Regions from separate parts of the Mus musculus genome. Here region 1 is linked to region 2. A link is a loop called in an ENCODE intact Hi-C map of the cell type or tissue named here. Cell type or tissue: heart. All regions are shown on one strand. Each heading gives the region's core, and the rest is flanking DNA. Links, peaks and the distances in the headings are about the cores only. Region 1 holds the start of Pgls (6-phosphogluconolactonase). Region 2 holds the start of Abhd8 (abhydrolase domain containing 8).

Region 1 (5,365 bases), core at 111-5,110, 130 kb after region 2:
GGGCTGCAGCACTTCTGAGATGTCCCTAGACACTCAGGTACTCCAGGTACCACTAAGAGAAGCAAGTAAGTGGTGGAGAAATGGAAGAAAAAGAGAAGCAGAAAGATGTGAGGCCAGGCATAGTGGCGCACGCCTTTAATCCCAGCACTCGGGAGGCAGAGGTAGTGGATTTCTGAGTTCAAAGCCGGTCTACAGAGTGAGTTCCAGGACAGCCAGGGCTACACAGAGCAACCCTGTCTCGAAGAAAGAGAACGAGAGAGAGAGAGAGAGAGAGAGAGAGAGAGAGAGAGAGAGAGAGAGAGAGAGAGAGAGAGAGAGAGAGAGAGAGAGGAAGAGGAGAGAGAGAGAGGAAGAGGAGAGAGAGAGAGAGACAAGCCAGTGATGTCTAGGACCATAGTGGGGCCCTGGCTTGTGCTGCCATTGAGGGCCATGTCTGGGTTTACAGCCCAGGTGCAGCCTGCCACCAAAGGCTAGGTGGACATCTCTGGTCTGGTCAGCTGCTGGAAGTCATGTTGATGCCTGAGGGCTGTGCAGAACTGGCCTTACTCCTCACTTGAGTGTCATGGGAGAGTTGGCACCTCCCATAGCCAGAGAGATGCCCTCTTTCCTCTCTTGTTCCTCACCACCTGTGGCAAGTCAGAGAGTTGGCCCTAGGTCATGAGAGTGGGAGAACTGGCCATGTCCCTCACCAGCTGAAGCATTCAGGAGAGTAGGCCCTATACCTACATTGGGCAGCATAGTACACCCTGGTTGCAGGGTTTGCTGGTGAGCTGTCCCCAAGGGTGTGAGAACCCCAGTGGGCTGACCAGCTCAGATACCTCTCAGGCCAAGACCCAGGGCTTTGAATTGACCCACCCCAACATCTACCCCACTGATGAACTACTGGGGTACATGAAGGGACCAGTCCTACATATCCAAAAGTACAATGACCTCTATGACACAGGGCAACAACAGGATATCCAAGACAGTCCCATTGACGGTTCAGTATTGATAGTGTAGCAGTAGCCAGAGACCTTGTAGCAGACCAAGTCATTGCAATGAACATTTGCAAGCAAAGAAGTGTGAACATCAGGTTATACTGTGGGACACACTGACACACTACAGCTTCCATGAGCATTTTCTCTACTGGGAGGGTGACAAGGGTGTGGGAAGTTATGAGCTGAAGGGGGGCGGTGAGAGAGGTTAGGGGGCATGATGTTAAATTCACAAACGATAAAAGGTTTTAAAATGTGTTCAAAGGCACATGCCTTTAATCCCAGCACTTGGGAAGGAGAGGCAGGCAGGTCTCTGTGAGTTGGAGGACAGCCTGGTCCACAGAGTTCCAGGACAGTCAGGGCAGCAGCAGCAGCAGCAGCATGTCTTGAATAACAACAAAGTTCTTGCAGTGTTTCACACTGTATAACTTGCCACTTGCAGCCTCACATGGGCACTCAGAAAGGCTGTAGGTTTAGGATTGGGGTCCAGCCAATGGTCTAGCCTGGGCTTAGCATGCAGAAGGCCCTGGGTTCAGTACCGACACAGTGACTGACTGCTTGGATTTTGGAGCTCTCTCGAGTTCAGGAGGGTGCAGTGGCTCAGGGGTTAAGATCACCGGTTCGGCTTTTTACCCTCCTTCCACACAGAGGACCACAACCATCTAACAGTTCCAGGGCATCCCATGCCCTCTCCTGGCCTCTGCATGCACTTGGTTCAAAGATATACATGCGGGAGAAAATTAAGAGAGAGGAACCAGAGGGGGTTTAATTGGGTCTTTGTGGTGGAAACAGCTGTCACCTTCTGACTGATCTACTTGGGTCAAGGCTCTTAACAGTCCTAAAGGTTCTGTATTTTCCTAAAATAGCACGGGCGACTGGGAGCCACCGGCTCAAGCACAAGAACCGGGGCAGTTTCACATTCAAATGCAGATGTTCAACTGTCGTGTGGCGGTTGTCTTGAGGAATCCTCTTTCTGCCGCAGACAGCTGTGAGCAGAAGACCTTACAAACTGCCGCATCCGCTGGAGTAACAGAGAAGGGGCGACTGGCCGAGATAGGCGAATGTGGGGAGAGCCGTGCAGGCATGGGGACGTCACAGCCTCTAACTCCCGGCTAGCCTCCTGTCCTTGCCACCTGAGAGCTTACTGACCTTATCACGCTGCAGCTGGCGCACTCTGTGCTTCCGACCGCACCCTGAAAAACGCTCAAGAGTGCTGTGGCACTCCGGTCACCCCAGCACTCCAATCAAGAACGATCAGGAGCGTGAGGCCAGTCGGAGCTACTAGACTCCAGCTTAAAAACTAAATAAAATGCGAGAAACCGGGCCAGCAAGGCGTGTCTCGCCCAGGGAAGCGCCGGGGACTGCCCGCCCACTACCCACCTCAAAGCCCTGCGGAGCACTGCGGTTTCGGGAACCACCCGCTAGCCCGGCCCCGGCGACGCTTCTTTTGTGCAACTGCACATGCGCCACGACCTTGGCTCAAAGTGCTCGGACCCATGGCAGCGCGGCCGTCGCGCAGGCGCACTGGCGTACTGGCCTCTGCCGGGAGCGCCGCCGCCTCCCCACCGCCATGGCAGCACCCGCGCCCAGTCTCATCTCGGTCTTCTCCAGCCCGCAAGAGCTGGGCGCGTCGCTGGCGCAGCTGGTGGCGCAGCGGGCCGCGAGCTGCCTGGAAGGGGACCGTGGCCGCTTCGCGCTTGGTCTGTCAGGCGGCAGCCTGGTCTCCATGCTAGCCCGAGACCTGCCCGCCGCCGCCGCTCCCGCTGGACCAGCCAGCTTTGCGCGCTGGACGCTCGGCTTCTGCGACGAGCGCCTCGTGCCCTTCGACCACGCCGAGAGCACGTACGGCCTCTACCGGGTGAGCGCTGCGGGGGCGCGCACCGTACGGGCTACGGGGGCCGCCGTGGGCCACGCCGAGCTGGCTCAGCCTACCGTGGAAACTCAAGATACAAGGGCCGCCGTGGGCCACGCGGAGTCGGCTCAGTCCGCCGAGGAAGCGCGGGCCACGCCGAACTGGCTCAGCCTGCCTAGGAAACGCAAGGATCTGCTTCAACGCCTACCCGCGGGCTCCGGGCCCCACGGGGTCTTGCTGGATGCGCAGTGATGTCCATCCAAGTGCAGCCTGACGGGCCTCCGTCCCCCGTATCTTCCTAAGGGCCGTACCTTGGCTGTGGGGCCTCGTGGGTCATGGCTGTTTGTGCACTCAGCCTGCCTCTAGTGTCCAGGGTGTGTTGGGTCTCAGTTTTCTTTAACAAGAGCCGTTGGCCATCGCCTCCCAGCAGCCTGGGGTATGATGGCCACAAGGCGCCCTATAGGTTACAGAGGTCCCTGCGTCACACACAGGGAAACTGAGGCATGGAGGATTGAGCTCTGAGCACACTTGGATGACTGCCACCACCTCCTAGGGGAAGCTGGTCCAGTGTCATGGGTCTGAAGCAGGGGAGGAAGGGCCATTACACTTACTTACAGGTGGGGAAACAGAAGATTCATGTCGCCTTGACCCTCATCTAGGGACCTGAAACTGCACCACTTTGAACACGATGCCTGCCCAAGAACTTCACTGAACTGGCTGTGTGTACTAGCACAAGGCTCAGTTGGTAGGGTACTTGTAGCTCAGTTGATATTGTGCTTGCCTAGAATGCTTAAGGTCCAGGCTTCATTTCCAGTGTCATATAAACCAGGAATGATGGTGCACCCCTGTCTTCCCAGCAATGAGGAAGTAGAGGCTGGAGGATCGGGAGTTCAAGGTCATTCCCAGCTACCCAGTTCGAGGCTAGCCTGTGCAACGTGAGACTTATTTTGATGCAGCCCACTCAAGAAAAATAAAGCTAAGACCCCTAAGTAGGCCCCTCTGAGGTGACCTGGTTAACAGCTGGGTCTTTGAAGGAAGCAGGATTTCATCACCAGGAATCTGTTGACACTTTGAGCAGTAGGTGTCTTGCCCAATGGGCTGAGACAGGAGCCATGTAGAGTGGACTCAGCGGCCAGTTCTCCTTTGCCTTCCTGGCTCACCTTCCTATGGCCTTCAGTCTGGAGCCCTGTGCTCCTCTGTTCTCCAGGGTCCCCAGCGCCCTGAGCATTGTTGGTTAACAGAGTCCCCAGCACCCCCATCTCTAGGGCACAGCATCCTGGCATTCTGACATTTGCCCCCAGCCTCTCCCTGGCATTGCTCCACTGAGCTGGACTTACTCCAAGAGCCAGACATGGAGACACAGGCAGGGTGTCTAAGAGTAGATCACAGTCTTCTTCCTGGAGTTCACCTCTGTATAGTCAGGTGCCAGCTGTGTACTGGATGCAGCCAGGCTGAGTCCCTGATTGAGGGAGCCCGAGCCACTCCGAAGAGTCAGCCAGGCTGTGGAGAAGAACGCCGTGTGACTCAGGGTTCCTGGCTTTAGGCAAGTCATGTTACTCCTTGACTATCCCTTCCCCTTCTACAGACACACCTGCTCTCAAAGCTGCCCATCCCAGACAGCCAGGTCCTTACCATCAATCCTGCCCTACCTGTGGAGGATGCTGCAGAGGACTATGCCAGGAAACTGAGACAGGTGGGTCCCGGGACAGGTAGGAAAGCTGTAAAAGACTGCGGCAGAGATGACTGCTTAGGGACACAGACTGTCACCATGGTGGGGAGACTTGGGCTGGAGCCTTACATCTCAGGGACACTCATCTGCAGACCTGAGGTTCTTGTCCACTAAAATGGGAAACAAGCCCCCGGACTGGATCAGTCAGGTGTGGTAGTGCATCTGTGACCCCTAGCACTTAGGAGACTAAGGCAGGAGGCTTTTTGAGGCCTGCTTGGGCTGGAGGGTAATGCTTACCCTCAAAAAAAAAAAAAAAAAAATCCTACAGACCTCATACCATGTTGAAGCTGCCCTGTGCAGGAGTGGCCACTGTTGTGTAGGGAATGTGCTGAGCGGGCACATTCAGCAGAAGGTGGTCTAAGCTGAGATAGAACCAGATTTCAGCTTTTTTGTGTGTTACCTCTGAGCTCGCACACACTTGACCCACCATCCTTCTGTCAGGCCTTGCAAGGAGACGCTGTCCCTGTGTTTGACCTGCTGATCCTGGGAGTGGGCCCTGACGGCCATACCTGTTCGCTCTTCCCTGACCATCCCCTCCTACAGGTGAGCGTGGGGGGGGGGGCCTCCTGGCCCTGATACACCAGGCTGTGTCAGTCTTCTGGGTATCTGAGCATCCGTGCCCCTCAGTTCCGCCCTGCCGAGCGTCAGCTCCCATGATGATGGTGGTGCATGTCTGTCATCACAGCATTTGCTGTGAGGGTGAGGGCCACCTGGATACTGAGTACGGCCCTGTCTCAGAAACCCAAGAGAGCAACAGGAAAACCTGTTGGCATTGTAGACCTGGTGCTTGGAGGGGCGGTTCCATCCCAG
Region 2 (5,365 bases), core at 176-5,175:
GCACCACATCAGCCTGCGCACCCTTGCAGCTGGTGATGCGCTGCTCACAGTCGATGTGGATGGTCCTCTTCGGACGCCGTGGGCGGCGCCGTCGCCCGCTGCCTGGGTTGGCCCGGGTGTCTCCTCCTGCGGGCTCAGCCAGCTCAACCTCGAGTGCAGCAGGCGGGTCCCCGGAGCCACTGCGGCCTTGCAGGTCGGCACGAGGCGCTCGGCCCAGGTTCTCCACCACCAGCCTCCCGTTGCGGTACACTGTGATACGGCGCTGGCAGCGCACAAGGCCCGTCTTGACCCCTGGATCATCTTCAGGAGGTGGTGGTGGCGGCGTGGGGATGGGCGCGGGCCCCGCATGCTTTACCCGCAGCACCCGGCCTGGCTTGACCTCCACGAATGTGTAGCCGTCACTGGACTCGACACTCTCCAGTGGCCGCACGGCGTTAGGGGGAGTCCCCAGCAGGCAGCAGAAAAAGCCATCTGTCACCCCAGTCAGCATGGTGTGTTCTGGAGAGAGGAACAGTGGCTAGCTCAGTGTTGGTGGCTCTGGTCTTGCATCGGGTAAGCAGGACCTGGAAGCCCCTTCCAGGTTTCCCCAGACACCCCAATGCCAGACAAGTTCTCAGGGTGTCCCTTAGTACAATACTGAAGAGAGCATGGGGGAGGGGGGCTTCCAGAAGGAGAAAACATTAAAGCAAGAGCCCATTGCAAGGAGACCCTTGCCCCACCAGCTGGAGTTTATCATTTATTCACAAATCCGTATCTTTATGTACAAATTCATCCACACACTGATTTATGCAAGCATGGATGCAAGCTGGTTTGCATGCTTACTTTTGAGAAAGAAACTCATGTAGCCCAGGCTGGCTTGGAAATCCTCATGCTGCCCAGACTGACCTTGCTCTGCCTTCCACCTCCGGAGTTGTAGCAGGTTGAGCATACAGGTGTTCCTAAGACCAAAGGGAACCTCGAACTCCCACAGTCCTCCTGCCTCTACCTTCCCAAGTGTTGGGGTGACAGATGTGCATCAACATGATGCCATTGGTTTGTTTTTGAAACAAGGTCTCATTCTGTCGTCCTGGGCTGTACACTGGTCTCAAACTCCTTGCAATCCTCCTGCCTCCACCTCTGCCAGTACTAGAATGACTAGTGTGAACCCCGATCACTGCCAACCTTTTACACGGGGTTTCATTCTGTAGTCCATGCTGGCCTCAACCTTGTGCCCAAGCTCCTGGGTGGTGAGATGACAGCCCATAAAGCCTGGCTCTTATTCTAAAATGTCAAAGTTCTTAGCTCAGGCCTCTAGTGTTAATCTGACTAGTGACGAATGAGGCGGGGGAAGGATGTTGGCCACTAGAACTCGGGTTGTATCCGGCTCCAGGTTCAGAAGAGAGCTAGAGCTGACTTGCACAGTATCGAGAACTGATGGAGGTTGCTGCCCTCAGCATCCTGTGTTCAAAGGGTACACAACCCTAGTGGCAGCCAGGAAGATAAAGGCAGAACCTGACTGGGGGCTCTGGGCCTCCATCCGGTTCCCTTGGCCACCCCCCCCGGTGTCCATGACAACCACAGGCGGTTACATAACTCCAGGGGATACCGGAGCAGCACACCCCCATTGTCTGAGGCATAGGGATGGGGCCAGCTTCGTTTTTCCATCACGGCCTGGGCGCCGCTGGAGTGATGGTCATTAAATACCCCGCTCGTGATAGCCCCGGATGCACTTGAGGGGAAAGCAGGCCTTGCTCCTCATTTCTAAGGCTGTGGAACCCCGACTGTGGCGGCTTCTCTAAAGCGCAGCGCCAGTCCTGTTTCCCAGCCCGACCCGCTTTTCCCTGGAGTTCGTCACCCCCGCGGTGGGGTCAAGGCTACCGGGGTTCCGCAGCATCCTAGCAGTACGAATGCGGAGCTTGGCGGTTATCCACCCCCGGCAGCGACACCCCCCACCCCTCAGTGGAGGCCTGGCAGCCTGGTGACTCCTCTCTCGGGGAACAGAGCCAGCTCACCTGAGGTCATCGAGGGGCCCGGGGCCCGAGGCAGGACGCAGGGGTCCCGGGCGGAGAAGCCAGCGTCCACCTGCAGGTGCCGCTTACATGGTGGTGCGGGGTTGGCCGCATTAGCGCGGACAGGCGCGGGCCCGGACGGTCAACGCAGGGGCATCCCGCAGCCGCGTAGCAAACCGGCCCTGTAAGTCCCACCCAGCGTGGGCGGGGCCTGGAGCAGATGGGCAGGCATCTCGGCCTATGGCAGCGGCGAGCCGTCTGGCCTAGATAACCGTCCAACCAGAGGCTTCTCTTCCCAGGATCAGCGCGCGGTCTGCAAGCAGCAGCCCCACCCCTGTGAAGAGTTTGGGGGGAATGAGGGAGGGATGGGCTAGAGCCTGGACCGAGAAGGGCTTGCAGTCGAGGGACAGCGAGTAGCTTGGGGGTGTGGTGGATGTGCTCTGTCTGGGACAGGGTCTCCTCAGCCAGCTTCTGCCTCCCGCAAGGCGGTATGCCCTCTGTCTCTTGACCTTCTCGTTCTGCACACTTCCAAATCTCTACACTTTCAGGTCGGGAAACAGACAAAACATCAAGGCAGGCATTTGAACCAGAGGCTGTGTCAGAAGTGTCAGAGCTGCTGCAGAACTAGCGAATGGGAATTGCATCCTAGTGATGGGGTCTCTGCTACACCAAGACTGAGCCCCAGGCTAACCTTCCCACCCTGGCGCGCTGTTCGCTCATGGGCTCAAGGTGCAGCCCAAACACTTGTCGCCATCCCTTCTACACACCTTCTACATACAATAAGTACTCAACACATCGCCTCAATTATTTGTAGGCACAACTAGCCATTTTACCATTTAGTTCATGGTAAGGACCATGAACTTCAGAAATGCTGGTGTGTACGGCTTCCTGTGGCTGCTGGCACGGCTGTCTGGACATCTTCTTTAAACAGTGGAGAGCTATGGAAGGTGTGTGAACAGGAGTCCAGATCTGAGCTGCGGGAAGAAAATTCCCCCAGGCCAGCCTGAAGGATTAAACTAACCAGAGCAAATTCACAACGCACGAGTTTTCGAGATTATGAAGAGCTGGAACTCAAGGACATCCGGGCCGCGCGCCAAGAGAAGTCTTGGCTGCGGGCGCCAAGAAGCTGCCAGCCCGCTGCGTGCCAGCTGCCCGTCTTCAATGAGGGCGGGTGAAAAGGCCAGCAGCCAGTTCTCCAGACTGCTGCCAGAGTCGTCACCACCACTCTGGGGCGCCCTCTACCAGTGGCCGAGGCGAAGAACTACAACTCCCAGAAGGCCAGGGGGACAGAATGTCATACGCACACGCAGGAGTTTACATTCGTTCGCCCTCTCCTGGTCATTTTGGAGAACTACATGCCACTGAGGACAGACATCCCCCAACCCCCACCCCACTATCGTCACCTGCAGGTGTGGAACTACAGCTCCCGGAAGGCCCCGCGGCAACAAGAACTACATTTCCCAGAAGGCATTGTCAAGGAGCCCAGAGTGTAGGAACTGGCATTGACCCGGACGACCGGACCATTGACCCGCCGCTGGATATGGCTTTCCTAGCCCGGTGCTTTGGGTGCCAGGCCTGCAGATCGGTGGCCCTATTGAGTGGCAGGTGAGTGTTCAGAGATACCCTGCTCCAGAATGGAAACAAGGGTGGTCTCTATAGACTACCATGCGTACTTATGTAGCGCCTTTTGTAAACAAGCTCTTTTGTTGCCCTGCCCATTACAAAGGCGGCTCAGAAAGTCATACAGCGTACATTCTCTGAGATTCACGGTTCCTCTGGTCCCACAGGTATCTCCAGTCCAGAGTCTGGATGGGGCTCCCGGACTCCTGGCCTCTCCTCTCCCTGCAGCAGGCTCGCGGCCGCGCGCGCGGAAACGAGTATCAGCCGAGCAACATCAAGCGCAAGCACAAGCACGGCTGGGTCCGTCGGCTGAGCACGCCTGCCGGCGTGCAGGTCATCCTCCGTCGCATGCTGAAGGGCCGCAAGTCCCTGAGCCACTGAGGAGCGCAACGTCGCAGGGAATAGACTCAGACGCCGGTAGAGTTGCCCGAGGGCGAGAAGTTGGGGCAAGCTGAAAGTGGGGGTCTGTCCCTTCGTAGGTTTTTAGACGCATCCCCCGTCGACGGCTGCTTACCAACCACCAGCACCTGCGATACCTCATCCATTTCTGTGAATATATTTGAAGGCATCTTTGCAAGACGGGGTCATTAAAACACAGACACCACCCCTACGTTTCCAGCCATTCCAAAGTATTACCGACTTAATAAATATTCACGTTTCTTGAACCACTACGTATGTATTAACTTACAGTTCTGGAAGACTGGTCGGGGTTAGGGATCTTGGGGCTTCTGCTTGACCCCAGGACTCCAACAGGGCTTTTAGTTCATAGGTTCTGTGTCCCCATACAGGAAAGTATTCTCTCTCAGTTCCTGTGGCCTCTATGTTTCTATTTCAGATCTGACCCCCATGTGCTCCAACACCCCAGCTCTAAATCCACGTGACCCATCAGACAACGGGTCCCTTCATGACAAGGCAGGGGCTGCTGACATAACTCAGCAGGTAAAGGCGTTTGCTAAATAATGCTTCAGGACCTAAGTTCAATCCCAGGAATGCACACCATAAAAGGAGAGGACAGTCAGTTACTAACTACAGACGAGACATCGGGCCAAATCGGAAGCCAGCACCACTCTTAAATCACCCAGTGTGGCATTGTTTTAGATTGATGTATTTATATGTTGTATATGCCATTTACTTGTGGCTTAGTTTGGTTTCTACCAAAAACAGCTGGTAGAGGAAACAATTTATTCTGTCTCAGTTAACAGTCCATCTCTGAAGATGGTCAGGCAGGACCTGAAGGCAGGAGCTGATGCAGAGGCCTTGGAAGGGTGCCACTTGTGCTCAGCCTGCTCCTCATGGCTTACTCAGCCTGCTTTCTTATAGAATTTAGCACCACCATCCCAGGCATGGCACTACCCACAATGGGCTGAGCCCTCCCCAATAATCTCTGATTAATAAAATGCATAGCCATGTGCCGGGTGTGGTGGCGCACGCCTTTGATCCCAGCAGTCCGGAGGCAGAGGCAAGTGGATTTCTGAGTTCGAGGCCAGCCTGGTCTACAGAGTGAATTCCAGGACAGCCAGGGCTACACTGAGAAACCCTGTCTCGAAAAACAAACAAACAAACAAAAACAAAACAAAAAAAATGTATAGCCATGATGGCCTTGAATTCCTGACCCTCCTCCCAGACATGGCACTCTTGTGGGGAGGATAGGTAGGCAGTGTCAGATTTTGCCCTAAGTCTGGCTCTAACACCTGCTATAGTTCTCCAGAGGCCCAAGGTTTTAGTCCTACCTCAGGGGTCCAAATTCCAGGTCCCTC

What was found. Hi-C counts contacts between places; a loop is a spot of excess contacts. Peaks named below come from ENCODE experiments on the same cell type or tissue, not always from the same donor. Only the 100,000 strongest peaks of a DNase experiment are listed, where the experiment ranks them.
Region 1: a loop joins it to region 2, with 2.0 times the contacts of the local background. A loop is called at or near these places in 1 of 42 quality-filtered maps.

Annotation. Positions count from the first base shown.
Region 1 is chr8:71,589,673-71,595,037 of GRCm38, forward strand. It overlaps Pgls (6-phosphogluconolactonase), which reads left to right and starts at 2,512. Exons shown (of 5, transcript NM_025396.3): 1 at 2,512-2,832; 2 at 4,412-4,519; 3 at 4,997-5,098. The coding sequence starts at 2,545. In heart, for the core only: no CTCF peak of the experiment used is centred there; DNase peaks (open chromatin) are centred at 2,459, 2,819, 4,139, 4,399 and 1 weaker place; H3K4me3 peaks cover 2,586 bases; H3K27ac peaks cover 2,547 bases.
Region 2 is chr8:71,461,475-71,466,839 of GRCm38, forward strand. It overlaps Abhd8 (abhydrolase domain containing 8), which reads right to left and starts at 2,183. Exons shown (of 5, transcript NM_022419.3): 1 at 1,992-2,183; 2 at 1-498. The coding sequence starts at 2,001. It overlaps Mrpl34 (mitochondrial ribosomal protein L34), which reads left to right and starts at 3,452. Exons shown (of 2, transcript NM_053162.2): 1 at 3,452-3,593; 2 at 3,776-4,279. The coding sequence starts at 3,529. The coding sequence ends at 3,989. In heart, for the core only: a CTCF peak has its summit at 3,283 (motif pointing left); DNase peaks (open chromatin) are centred at 1,517, 2,217, 3,357, 3,887 and 3 weaker places; H3K4me3 peaks cover 4,175 bases; H3K27ac peaks cover 2,626 bases; H3K27me3 peaks cover 516 bases.